Regions from separate parts of the Homo sapiens genome. Here all the other regions are linked to region 1. The links are chromatin contacts, found by Hi-C in ENCODE. All regions are on one chromosome and are shown on one strand. Each heading gives the region's core, a stretch centred on a gene start or an enhancer-like site at or near the end of the contact. The rest is flanking DNA. Distances are from core to core; before and after follow the strand shown.

Region 1 (4,602 bases), core at 1,107-3,606:
CCTCATCTTAAGCAAGGATAATAGTACTCATCTCATCAGATTGATCTGAGAATTACATGATGAAACATAGCACATACACCCTACTACACTTACTCATCCTTATCTAGCTACTGTTGAGACCAGACATTGCCAGCATGCTACATGCCAGGCATCGTTTTTATAACTTTATATATAAATGCATTTATTGCTTGCAACAATCCTATAATATGTCTTATTTATTTATTTATTTATTTATTTTTTCGAGATGGAGTCTCGCTGTCGCCCAGGTTGGAGTGCAGTGGCGCAATCTCGGCTCACTGCAGGCTCCGCCCCCTGGGGTTCACGCCATTCTCCTGCCTCAGCCTCCGGAGTAGCTGGGACTACAGGCGCCCGCCACCTCGCCCGGCTAATTTTTTGTATTTTTAGTAGAGACGAGGTTTCACTGTGTTAGCCAGGATGGTCTCGATCTCCTGACCTCGTGATCCGCCCGCCTCGGCCTCCCAAAGTGCTGGGATTACAGGCGTGAGCCACCGCGCCCGGCCTCTTATTTATTACCATTTATCATGTGAGGAAACTAAGTTAAAGAGTGGTAAAATAATGTGTTCAAGGTCACATGGCTGGCGCACACTCAGAAATGTTATTAATCATTCTTCTTCTTATTATTATTTGCAATAGTAGTGAGGTTTACAGCTTTTCCTTGGAGTCTTACTGAGAATCAGCAAAGTGTTATCTTTCACATGAAGGTAGCTGCATCTGACCTTTCACTAGTGCTACTCATGCAGATTTTGCTCAGTAGGATTCCATGCAAACTAATTAACCACGTGCGGAGATATTGCATGCCTCTCCTGAAGGCTTGCTTGCTCATGGCTTCTTCTTTCTGGTGCCTTCCCCCATCTTTCCCTGTGGTTAGGGGCTCCTCAGGAACATCTAGAGACAGTCAATCCCTTTTTGCTTGTTTAGAGGAATCAGAATGGTGAGGTTGTGTAGAGAAATCAGAAGTGAGGCAGGGTGCTCAGTGTGGGCTGAGATCTGTATATGCAGGTATAGGACTTCACTACCCAGGGCATTGGGTGGGAGGTACCAGCTGGATGGACAGTGACGCTGGCCCAGCAGGAGTCACTTGGAGAGGGGCCAGGGCCAGGGACCAATATCTCTATGGATACGTGCAGAGGAAGGGGTGATGGAAGCACCTGCACAGATGATGCTAAGGGAGAGAGTGGCAATGCACAGTGCCTAGCTTTGTGCATGGCCCACAGAGAACGTTCAGGAAACCTTGGCTAACCACATGAATAATAGAAGACTTACTGCATGCTTCCAGAGTCTGTGCCTGGCACTTTACAGCCATCATCTACTGAACTTTAAATACTGTGATCATCATCTCTGTTTTATTAATACAACGAGGCAGCCAACACTCTGCGTGGTGCAGTCCTATGCCTGCAGACAGAGCCGGCCCACATCTTGCCAAGAGTGGAACTCCAGCAGTTAGGACTGTGCTGCTGCAGGGCGATGTCTCCTTGACTTGTATGCTTCTCGTGAATTGCCCAATGTTTATTTTAGAGATTCTCTTTCCATCACTCCATAAATCCCTGCCAGCGATCCAGGTGCAGCTCAAGGCCCTCGATGTCTCCACCCCACCTCATTTCCCTTTGTGTCTGCTTGCACTTCTGCTTTCTCACCTTATTTTTGCTACTTTAGTCATAGTATTTGGCTTTGAATAAACTGAGGTTGGACTTCTGCCTCCACTACTAACCAAGAAATGACTTCAAGCAAGTTATTTGATTAACTACCTTAGTGACATCATATATCATAGCCCATGGAAAGCATACATTTAATGGGGATTTTTATGTATGAGATCCCATCTACTGTAAGTAAACTGAGCATTGCAATTTTATTGTCTGATTCACCTCTGAATTCCTAAGATGCTGGTACAGTGAGTCACAAACTTAAGTTGAATTGGATACACTGTGTTGCTATCTGTCCCCTCCCTGCCTACCACTGCCTATGCATTTGACCAGCCTCCACTAGCCCGTGAGGGTCTGGGAGTTCACAGTCAAGTTTCATTCATCTTTGCATCCTATGGGTAGCCTGTTTTGCTGAGACCTAGGTAGTCTTAGAGTTATGCCAATTAAATGGATGGCTAAATGAAATATATGGGGTGTGTTTGGCATATGTTGTCACAACCGGATTAGGCAATTGAGGCAGAAGAAAAGAAATGCGATGTGTATAGAAACATAAAATAATACATGGCGTTTTTTTTTCTCCGAAAGGTGTTTTTGATGCTTTTGCAAGATTCCAACAAGAAATCTCACATTGCCCTGGGGACTGAGTCAGAGCTGCAGAACCACAGGCCTACAGGACATCTGTCTGGCTACTGTAAGTACAGAATGGCTTCCTGCATTTCTGCTGGAGGAACAATGACACCAGCCTTATTCAACATCCCTTGTTTTAAAAGTTGTATAGCAAGGTTCTGAAGTTAGTGAGGAGATGTGAGTGTATAGTGAGGGGGCAAGTAAATACAGGTCAGAGGCAAAAAAAACGTTGAGTTTTATCCTGGCTTGAAAAAAAAAAACTGTGTGTTTATGGGACACATTTATCTTTTCTTCAGGACTTGACTTAGTATATAAAAAATTTCTCAATGTATACAGTTAGAATAATGACCATCATTCATCTTATTTTACCTTCATCACAAACAAACTGATCTGGCCTACCTGCGTGGTGTGCCTCTTATGTGCAGGCACCCTCCTGGTAATGGATTTGCATGGTTTAACAAAGCCCCGGATGTGGGCTTTGCCTTCATGCGACCTCTGTCCCTTTGGGACCAAATCATGGCTTCAGCTTTTGTATGCAGCCTCCTTTATAGGCTTTAATGATTGAACAGAATCCAGATTTGGTATCTAGGTGTGTGACTGAAGCTCCAGTTCAGTCCAATTCCTGGCATATTTATTAGCAGCAACTCAGCAAGGATCCCTGAGCTGAGCTCTAGGGATGTGGAGGGTAATAAATCTAAGAGCTTTCCTTCAGAGATTTCAGTCTACTAGGCACATGAACCCATGAATAAGTAACTAGAATTAAATATGTTATAACCTTTTATGATGTTTCCCAAATTGCATCCTTACCAGCAACTGTAGGAATTGCTATTGCTGTACTTCCTCTTCAGCTCTTAGTAGTATCAGATTTGAAAAACATATAATTTAGCTATTAAAATAGATGTGTAGTAGTTTCTCATTGTGGTTTTAATTTGCATTCTCCTAATGATTATGTTAGGCATATATTTTTATTTCCCACAGCTTTATTGAGATATAATTCACATAACACACAATTCACTCATATAAATGGGACCATTCAGTGGCTTTTAGCTTCTTCAGAGTTCTGCATTCATCACCACAATCAACCTTATACCATTTTCATTACTCTGAAAACTGGTGTCACTTAGCAATCACTCCTCAAAATCCCCATCTCTTCAGCCATAGGCAACCCCTAATGTACTTTCAATCTCTAATAGATGTGCCTATTTTGGACATTTTATATACATGGAATCATAGTATGTGTGGCCCTCTGTGACTAGCTTCTTTCACTCAGCACAATGTTTTTGAGGTTCATCCATGTTACAGCGTGCCAGTACTCAACTTATTTTGATTACCAAATATTTCATTGTATAAATATACCACATTTTTGTTTGTCCATTCACCAGTTGATGGGCATTTGGGGTTGTTTCCAGTTTTTTACTATTGCAAATATACTATTATGAACATTTATATACACAATTTTTGTGGATATGTTTTCTCTTACATGTATACCTAGGAGTGAAATTGCTGAATCATATGTTTCAATCATTTGAGAAACTGCTAGACTGTCATCTAAAGTGATCACACCTTACATTCCCACCAGTAGTATATGAAGTTTCTAATTTCTCCACATTCTCCCAACCCTTGTTATTATCTGCTGTTTTGATTACAGACACTTTAGTGGATGTGACACACACCTTAGTGTGTATCTCATTGTGGGTTTTATTTACATTTCACTGGTGGCTAATGATGTTGAATATCTTTTCATAGGCTTCATGGCCACTTGTATATTTTCTTTGGAGAAGTCATATTCAGATTTTTTGTCCATTATTAAAATTGGGCAGATTTTATTTCTAGAGCTGGAAGAATTTCTAATTATGGAATTGTGTGAGTTAAGTGGAATGGTAACTAGGTTTTCATAAATGCCGTTTATGAAGTTGAAGAAGTTTCTATCTGTTCTTAATTGTGGAGTGTTTTTAATCATGAAAGGTGTTGGATGTTGCCAAATGCTTTCTCTGCATCTATTGAGATGATCATTTGTTTTTTGTTTATTTATTTATTTATATGGTATATTTTTGGTTTTTGGTAGTTAAAACAACATTGCATTCCTGGGACAAATTCTACCCGGTCATGTCATATATTGCTGGATTTTATTGTGCTAGTATTTTGTGGAGCATTTTTGTATCTTTATAGCAGGTATTGGTCTGCAATTTTCTTTTCTTGCAGTGTCTTTGGCGCTGTTATCATGGTTATCTTCACCTCATAGAATGAGTTGAGAGGTGATCCCTTCTCTTCTATTTTGTGGACATGTTTGTGAATAATTGGTATTAGCTCTTCT
Region 2 (4,730 bases), core at 2,211-4,710, 260 kb before region 1:
GATGGGGCCACAGGATTTCTAAATATATGGTCAAATATTATTCTGGGTGTATCTGTCAGTGTGTTTTGGATGAGATTAATATTTGAATTTGTAGACTGAATATAGCAGACTGCCCTCCCTAATGTAGGTTGGCATCATCCAATCAGCTGAAGGCCTGAATAGAACAAAAAGGCTGATCCTCCCCAAGTAAGAGAATTTTTCCTGCCTGATGACCTTTAAATTGAGACCTCAGCTTTTTTTCTGCCTTCAGACTTGAATTGAAGCCTTGGCTCTTTGGGGTTATTAAATATGCTGGCCTTTAGATGGCACCGATTGCTTTCTTGGTTCTCAGGCTTTTAGACTCTGACTAGAGCTACACCATTGTCTCTCCAACTTGCTACACCATTATCACCAAGTTGCTGACTCACCTGCAGATCTTGGGACTTGCCCAGCTCCATAACTGCTTATGCCACTTCCTTATGGTAAATTTCTTTAGATATATAAATATGCATATGATTCTGTTTCTCTGGAGAACCCTAATACGTATTTTGGTACTAAGAATAATTCTGGAGGAAGAGAATCTTAAGGATAAACTTAAATAGGTTCTGAGGTTTCTGGGATTGAATCTCTAATCTGATTAGATTTAAAGACTATTGACTCTATTTCTAATAAAGAGAAAATTGGTGGTCCATGACATGATGTGGCAGTAGAGATGCACAAAATATCACCACTAGATGCTTCTAATCAAACACTTAGAAGAAGCAAGGGTCTGGATGATCTTGTATTTGATACTTTCCAACATTTTTGTCAAACTCATGAGTAAAATGAGGTTGACTGGTTGCTTCTAGTGTTGGTGGACAAAGTGGAAAAAGAAAAGGATGACCTCAGGGGTCAAATTCCCAGCTGAAGTGCTGCATAAATGACCTGAAAGTTTCTAAGTGTGTCCCCGAAAGAGACCCTTATTTCCTGTAGTTGCAGGGCTGAGATTGCAGAAAATCAAACCAGAATCTCATCTTGCAACTGACTGAATTACAATGCAATTTGACTGCTAGTCTTGTAGGGTGTCTACTATTAAAGTAAAGGCATTGATTTGGAGGGAATGCGGTGCTGAAAGTTGGAATGGAGATATGTGGGAAGACCCTGATGAAGCTGGAGACACTGAGCCCCTAAATAACGTCTTCTTTGTTATGTGGAAGAGATCTCCACACTCAAGTGGAGGCATTTTCCCCAGTCCTAGTGGAAGTAGTCTCTTACCCCATGTCTGAGGGGATCAACCCTGCCTTGCCTAAGAAAACTATAATGTCCTACCATGAGGCAGTTGCCATGCAAGGCGCTTCTGCTTCTCCTCAGAACCCACTCCCACCATTCCTCGTTCATTTCAGACCTATAACTAGATTCAAGTCCCAGCAGCACCCAAAGGGGAGATATAAGGTATAAACCATGAGGAAGTGTGCTATACATCAAATGGACAATTTGAGTTTTCTAATGTATACAAGCAGAAATCTGGGGAATATGTGTGGAAATGGATATAAGGGTATGGGATAATGATGGAAGGAACATAAAATTGTATCAGGCCAAATTTGCTAATATGGGGTCACTAAGCAGTTATTCTGCATTTAATATGGCAGCTCATGGAGTTAGGAAGGGCTCTAATTGCTTGTTTGTTTTCTTGGCTGAAACACGGAACAAAAGATAGCATTATTCTGGGAGTTTCTGCAAGGGTGTTTATAAATGACATTAATATTTAAGTAGGTAGACTGAATTCAGCAGATGGCCCTCCCTAGTGTGAGTGGGTCTCATCCAATTAGTTGAAGACCTAAACAGAACAAAAAGTCTGACTTTCCCCTAAGTTAGATAATTATTTCTGTCTGATGGCCTTCATACTGGGACATTGGCTTTTTTTTGTTTTCTGCCTTCAGACTTTATGGAAATACCAGCTTGTCCTGGGTCTCAAGTTTCCCAGTCTTTGGATGGCAACTACACCATTGGCTCTCCTGTTCTCAGGTCTTTGGACTCGGACTGGAACTATATCATTGGCTTCCTTGGGTCTCTGACTTGCTAATTCACCTTGCAGATCTTAGGACTTGCCCACCTCCATGACTGTGTGAGCCTATTCCTTATAATCAATCAATCAATCGATCAATGAATCACCCATTGGTTCTGTTTATCTGAAAATCCTAACACAGCATTGTTCCATGAAAGCAATGGATGAGATAATTTTTGTGTCTCTGACATAATTCTGGCATAGCAGCATAAAAACTGGCTGCTATGAACATAACATGAGAAAAACCTTATGGTTGGAGGCTTTTTCTTATACTAGATTTTTAAAAATTATGACAATTACTTGTAAGGTGTTCTAGATGTTATCTGCAAAGAGAACCAGAGTAGCAATACTTAGGCAACCCCAAAGACCTTTGAGAAGTCACAGGTCAAGGGGGAACATCATATGGGGATCAGGCAAATCCACTTATGGTTGCTGGGCGCCATCCTGCTAAGTAATGGCCTTCACTCTAGTGCTGCCAGCCATGTAACAAAAAATAAAATAAAATAGGCATGCTCTAAACAAATAAGTTTACAAAATAATTGAGTCAGTTTCTTTGCTGAAGCCTGTGTTCCCTGTTTCCTATTGCAAAAGCCATTTATCAAGCATTCACAGCTTGTGAAAATTGCTTTATGAAATAGAAGACCACAAGACTGGGTTGCCTGAAATCCTTCTGACCACAACTGGGGGCAACAGGAACTCAAGAGGGCCTGGCTTCCAAGACGATGGAGCCACCAGCTGGCAAGCTGAATCCATCATGCCACTTAGAAAGTGCAAGTGTTCAGGAATCAAACAGGACTCAGAGGTAATCCACAGGCCACTTGCTGAGTCCTGCCACATCTGCACCCGATACCATTTGAAACGTAGATCCTGATCCCTTTGGAGGAAATGGGTGAAGGAGAAGTATGAAGTGCAGGTGCAGTAGCAGAGTGGAACTTGAGTCACCCATTCCCCAAACTCCCCCAGACACCAACACTGCTTCCATCTCCTTCCCTTCAAACTCTCTGCCATGGGACCACCAAAATTGAAATATTTTGGCAAATTTGTGTAATAACCAATGCTTCAGAAGAAAAAAGGAAAATTCCATCTAATTAATATCCAGAAAAAAAGGGAGGTAAATGGTAAATGTGGGCATTACTTCTTGTCGCACAGATCAGTTCTGTGGGTTCTCGGAAAGGGAGGGCACCCTCTCTGTGTATGTGTGTATGCCCGAGAAAGTCCCTGAAGGCAGCTTTCTGTAATTCAACCCTCCTGAAACACTGAACAGCTAGTGAAAAGATTTCTCAGCAGATGCCGAACAAGAGGGGACATCTGATGCCTGTTTTATTCAGTCACCAGTAATCTCTCTTGCATCACTCACTTTTGTTAGAATTGACTAATAGGCAACATGCCTTCACTTGAGCCCAGCAGATATAAGCACCATCCTTACAGGCTGGCTTCCTGACTGAGAGCAGGGAGCAGCAGGCATGGGGCATGCCGGGTGCCAGTTCAAAGCCCTGCTGTGGAAGAATTGGCTCTGCAGACTCAGGAACCCGGTGAGTGCTTGCCTTGGTTTTCCATAGGGTTCCAGTGAGGTCTGGAGCAAGATCAGGGTCTATTCTTTCCTGCCTGCCTCTGCCTCCTGGCAGGTAAAAACACTCATGCTGCAGGGAATTTGGGGAGGTTGGATTATTTTAAATCAAAACCCGTCCCAAGGGCCAAAGTAGCTGAACACTTTAATGACCAGGATGAAATCAAGGCTGAAGAATTTATCAGAAAAGGGCAAATTTAGAAAAATTCTAAAAACAAACAAACAAAAAAGCAGGTGGAATTGAACTATAATTTGTGTTCTAAGCATTCGTTGTAAAAACTGAACAGTGAATTCTCAGGTTTAAGGAACAAAGCATTTGCTGCATTTAATGCATAAGCAGAATGCTACAGGTACTGACTCCGAAGCACAAGACTGCACAGTGTGCCTCACCAGAGCAGGGTATGACACATCCACTCTGTTATTCTGTAGGGTCACCATCTTTAGTGTTAATTCACATCTATTTAGAACTGTATTCAAATTACATTAGCAAGGTTTTCCTAAGGAGATTGGAATTGTTCAAATGAAACTTGTGTGAATACTTATGCAAATATCCTGTAAGTGTACGTTTTTGTGAAATAGAAATCAATTGCTTGTTATTATGACTAACTTTATTCCTGATGCCACTATATAAACATTAATACCTATAAATGTCATTTTCAGGAGAAGTAGATGTGCAGTAATTTACCTGCATCGTTTCTGATTTTAAGGTCTACAGTTAACCTATGGGAATTTTCTGCTGACAAATGCTTTGGTTTGAAGAGATTCAGTAATTGACATTGAATTACATTTTGCTGAATCCTCCGAGCCAGAATATTCTATCTCTCTGTCTTGAAATAAAATACAAGTTAAAGGAGATGTTTTCTTTTTTATGTGATCTTTAGGATCAAAATAATTTCAGTTGAAAGTTTGTACAAAAGTTTTAAGTTGGCCGGGCGCGGTGGCTCACGCCTGTAATCCCAGCACTTTGGGAGGCCGAGGCGGGCGGATCACGAGGTCAGGAGATCGAGACCATCCTGGCTAACACAGTGAAACCCCGTCTCTACTAAAAAAACACAAAAAAATTAGCCGGGTGTGGTGGCGGACGTCTGTAGTCCCAGCTACGCGGGAGGCTGAGGCAGGAGAATGGCGTGAACCCGGGAG
Region 3 (4,677 bases), core at 560-3,059, 280 kb after region 1:
ATGTTCAATTGACTATAAAAATGTGGTGCTTAATATGTCCCAAGTTTTTATGAGGTATATTTTTTCTAAAAAAAAAATAGTTCATTTGAAATTCAAATTTATTTAGGCATCCTGCATTTTACCTGGCAACCCTAGATCTATCTCTTGTACAAGAATGTGACCTATTCCATGAATTCTAAGCTTTTCTGCAACAGAAGGAAATTTTATTTTGTATGCAGCTTATTGTGCCATTGCATAGGCTTTGTAATAAAGCATGTCTCAATGCAGATTCCATTTCTGACCTACTGTACAATCATGGAGAGGTTATTTAATTTCTTTAAGCCTTAGTTACTTCATATATGTTATGGGAATAATTATGACAACCTCATAGGTTTATTGCAAAAAGGAAATAAAATAATGTATGTAAAATGACTAGTATTCATAAAGGATAATTATGATTTTTATTATTGATTTATTATTTTCCTCAGTAATACCTTGAAGTTCTCTGTCAGCCCAGGTTTTATCAAGATTTTTTTTCTTTGTAATATATTCAGTGGATTTATAGCAGCTTGCTTTACTAGATAACCCAAGAATGGGTTGAGTTTTATCTTTTCTTGTAATGTTTGTTGAAGTAAAACACAATGATCAAGGGAGCGAATCTTGATTATACTCTTCATCATTTTTCTTTACATAGTGAACATACTCATGGGTATCATCCAGCTCAAAACGCAGAACGTTGTCAGCCCCCAGAGACTCTACCATGACCTTTTCTATTCATTACACCTCTAAAAATAATGAATATCTTTATGTCCATCACTATACATTAGGATTTTTTTTAATTTATGATGAATGGAATTATGTGTTAAGTACCCTTTTGTGTCTGGATTTTCTTTTCTTTTTTAAAAAATATGTTTTCTTCACATTATGTCTGTGAAATTTGTCATGCTGCATATAGCAGTAGTTTAATCTTTTTGTTTACTGTATGACATTCCGTCATGTAAATATGCAAGGCTTTATTCACCTATTCAACTGCTGATGAGCGTTTGGGCAGTTTCCATAGTTTTACTATTGGAAATGGTGCTTTTATTAATATTTTGTATGAGTTTTGATGCACATACAAATGCATTTACATTGGGCAGAACAGTTGTGATACAAGGCATGCACAATTTTAGGGTTAAGTAGATAGCTATACAATTTTGCATACAGAATGCGCTAATTTATGTTCCTACTAAGAGTATCAGAAAATTTCATTGTCCCACATTGTCTCTACAGTTGAGATTGCCACTTTTTATAAATGTTAATTCTTATGGTGGGTAGGTAATATTATCACATTGTGGTTTGAATAACATTTTTCTGACAATAATGTTGAGCACCATTTCAAATGCTTATTGGCCATAGTAATATAGCGTTTTTTATTATTATTATGCCAGCAAAGCAGGTTCGCCATGCAATGGTTATCATTTCATTCCAAAGCATCATGGGCTGCAATTTCTACTCCTTGCACAAGTTCAGGATACTTACAAACACAGGTTACATGCAGTAGATTTATTACCTATAGACAACTAGAAAGAGACAACAGAGGCCTAAGATTCATGACAGCCTGATCCCAGAGGCTCAGGAAAGCTGCCAGGACATAGTCTCGTTTGCGCATGCCGCACTTGCACTGTAGCTCAGGAACCTTGGAAACAGTTCTCCTGTTTGTCAAACATCGCCAGACATCCAATTCTAGGAGAGATTGGAACAGAACTTGGGCTGCTCTGGAGAGCCCCTCTTTATCTCAGAATGTTGCATTGTTAGCACATTCTATAGTTATTCTTGAGAACTATAGACAAGAAATGAGAGAGAACTGGGATAGTCTAAGGCCACATGGAGATCTGTCTTGCACTATGTTGACTTAGTTTAGAGGCCCCGGCTGGAGAGGAGTCAGGCCCTTTTCTTGTGGGGTCAATTAAGTCCGATCCTCAATTACCTCCTTGTTTGTCTCTCAGACCCTTGGCCGCTATTCAGTCGCCATATGTGCCTCGGAGCCAGGTACCAGACAACCAGGAACAAGCCCACTGAAATTATTTCAAGTCATCAAGCCTAAGCCTGTTTGCCCTGCCTAACCCTTTCATTCCTGCAGAAACCACAAAAAAAGGTTTTCGCCTACTGCTGCCCTTTATCCCTCTGGCTCAACTCTGACGCTGGTGCTCCCACGAGTGGCCCCCTGTGGCATGGCACGCTGTGTTCTCCCCAGGGAACTGTGAGTATAACAAAACTGTAAAACTCTTTCAAGCTTCTCTTTTGATCTTCCTCTGGCTTCACCATACCTCATCCACATTAATATGGTTAAATCAGCCATCTGATGTCTTGTCAAATGACAATGTTTTCCTCCCATATTTTTTTGGCAGGCCTTTGTTTTCCTTGTTGAATTGTAGAAATTTTGTTTTATAAAGGATATAAATCCTTTGTAAGATGCATGCATTTCCAATTTTTTTTTTCTACTTCGTGGCTTGCGTATTCACTGTCTTACAGTATCTTCTGATGAAGAGTAATTAATGATTTAGCAAATTCCAGTGTATCAATATTTTGCTTTATGATTGGTGCTTTTTGTGTGCAATTTAAGAAAACCTTGCCAACTACAAGACAATGTAGACATTTTCCTATGATACCATCCAGAACCTGTATTGTTTTAATTTTCACGTTTACTTAGTGGTACATCAGAGTTGTTTTTCTGTGTGTGTGTGTGTGTGTGTGTGTGTGTGTGTGTGTGTGACGTGAAAAGTATGGCATACGTGAATGGTGAAGTAGATGTGAAAGATTCATTTTGTTCTTCAGGAATATCTGGCTGACCCAGCACTGTTCCTGGAGTATGCCTCCTGGCATTACAATGTCACCTTTTCATAAATCAGATGATCACATAAATTCATTTGTTGAACTTAAATTTTTGATTTTTATTCTTTCTTTTCTTAAAATAATATATCCACTGAAGTCTATCAGCTTTTTAAAAGCAGGGCTTTAGAACCATTCTATAATTTTTGACATGCCAAATTCTAAATTTTCATTGAAATTAAAACAAATTCTTTTATTTTGATTTCTTTTTTGAACCATGGAATATTTAATACTTTATTGCTTAATTTCCAAAGATTTGAATTTCTTTAAGTTATTATTTTGTGAATCATTCTCATCTTAATCGTTTTAAACATTTCTAGTGTTATTTGGTTTGACAATATTTTAAGTTAATTTCCATATGATCAGATTAACATATCTTATTTTTTAAGACTTCTGTTATAGCTTAGAATTTAATCAATTTTAGTACACATTCACATGGAAAAAAATTGTCTTCTCTTGATCTGCGTTCAAGTTTTATATGTGTGTGGGCTGAGTGCGGTGGCTCACATTTGTAATCCCAACAATTTCTCCCAAATTGAGGCAGCAGGATTGCTTGAGCCTAGGAGTTTGAGACCAGCCTGGGGAACACGGCAAGACTGCATCTCTACAAAAATACCAAAATTAATCAGCCATGGTGGCACTCACCTGGGTCCCCACCAGCTACTGGGAAGGCTGAGGCAAGAGGATTGCTTGAGCCCAGGAGGTCAAGGCTGCAGTGAGCCATGTTCACACCACTGTATCCTAACCTGGGTGACAGAGTGAGACTCTCTCTAAAAAAAAATAATAATAATAAAATAAAAGGTTTCGTGTGTGCTAATTATATTAATTTATTAATTATATTGTTCTAATATTTTATATTCTTTCTGATTTACTTACTGTCACTTACTGTCATTTACCGAGAATGTTACTTAAACATGAAATTAGAAATTTGTCTACTCTTTTAAAGTTTTTTTCATCATTTTTTTTCCAAGTTTACCTTAGTTTTAGTAGTAAGTAGGAAAAGTTTTAAGTCTCAGAAATTATGTAATTGGAGACAAATGTATTTTCGGGGACCTTTTTTTCTATTTCTCTACAAAAGTTAATAATAGTATCCATTCCTGTCTTCCTATGGTACATAACGTTCATAACATTGTTAATTATAAACAAGTCTGTGGAGCCCTGATAAACTACCAACAGGTTTTCTAGGACTGCCCTTGACATAATTTTTGACACTTAACAAATATGACTAAGTTAGTAGGTATATAATTTTTGTCTCCCCTTAAATAGAACCAAAAAAGGAAGAAACATTTGAATGTTTAAGCAGATAAATACAATTACTACAATCTTTATTATATCAACCTGTTAGAACATATTTCAATTATAAATGCAACAGAGGGGTTTCAAAGTCAAAATGTTCAATTAAGGCACCTGGTTTCTATTAGATTAACATTTGTGTAATCTATTTTTGTCTTTTATTTTACTTTCAAGCTACTTATGTTATTGAATTTAAGGTGAATTTCTTATAAATAGCATATCATTGAATTCTGTTTGTTTACACACTCTGAAAATCTTGTTACCCATTGTAATGCCTCTGTGACCTAGCTGAATTTCTACCTGATCTTAACTCTGCTTAGCTTTAGGAGACAGGATGTCTGAGGTCAGAAGTTCCCCCTGGTGACCAAACCAGTTAAGACTGATGAGATTCAAGATCCAGCTCACTTCGCCTTTGAAGAACCTCCAACTTCATTATAATTTATTTTCCATACTAAATGACACTCCCACCAGTGCCATGACAGTTTATAATCACCATGACAATGACCAGAAGAAATTATGAAAGGACAAAAAGGA

What was found. A loop is a pair of places that touch in the nucleus more often than their neighbours do. Pooled maps may share reads with other maps.
Region 2: a map of PC-3 shows a loop between it and region 1 (4-fold over the local background). The contact joins the promoter of ABCA13 here to the enhancer-like site in region 1. A Hi-C loop is called at or near these places in 2 of 168 maps with a recorded cell type or tissue (PC-3 and mammary epithelial cell).
Region 3: a loop to region 1 is called in a map of mammary epithelial cell, with 14 times the contacts of the local background. The contact joins the promoter of LINC02838 here to the enhancer-like site in region 1. A Hi-C loop is called at or near these places in 3 of 168 maps with a recorded cell type or tissue (Caco-2, PC-3 and mammary epithelial cell), 1 of 37 single-sample maps with no recorded cell type and 4 of 50 pooled maps.

The regions. Positions count from the first base shown.
Region 1 is chr7:48,425,520-48,430,121 of GRCh38, forward strand. ABCA13 (ATP binding cassette subfamily A member 13) reads left to right here. Exons shown (of 62, transcript NM_152701.5): 42 at 2,247-2,352. Among named protein-coding and RNA genes, the nearest start is that of ABCA13, 260 kb to the left of the region's middle. Within about 2 kb of position 2,357, at least 3 of the 41 ENCODE cell types and tissues checked have a DNase peak (open chromatin) inside an H3K27ac peak, as active enhancers do; they include PC-3 and mammary epithelial cell, where a contact is called at or near this core.
Region 2 is chr7:48,167,998-48,172,727 of GRCh38, forward strand. ABCA13 (ATP binding cassette subfamily A member 13) reads left to right here and starts at 3,461. Exons shown (of 62, transcript NM_152701.5): 1 at 3,461-3,555. The coding sequence starts at 3,487.
Region 3 is chr7:48,706,694-48,711,370 of GRCh38, forward strand. LINC02838 (long intergenic non-protein coding RNA 2838) reads left to right here and starts at 1,810. Exons shown (of 3, transcript NR_183322.1): 1 at 1,810-2,010; 2 at 2,102-2,221; 3 at 4,464-4,677.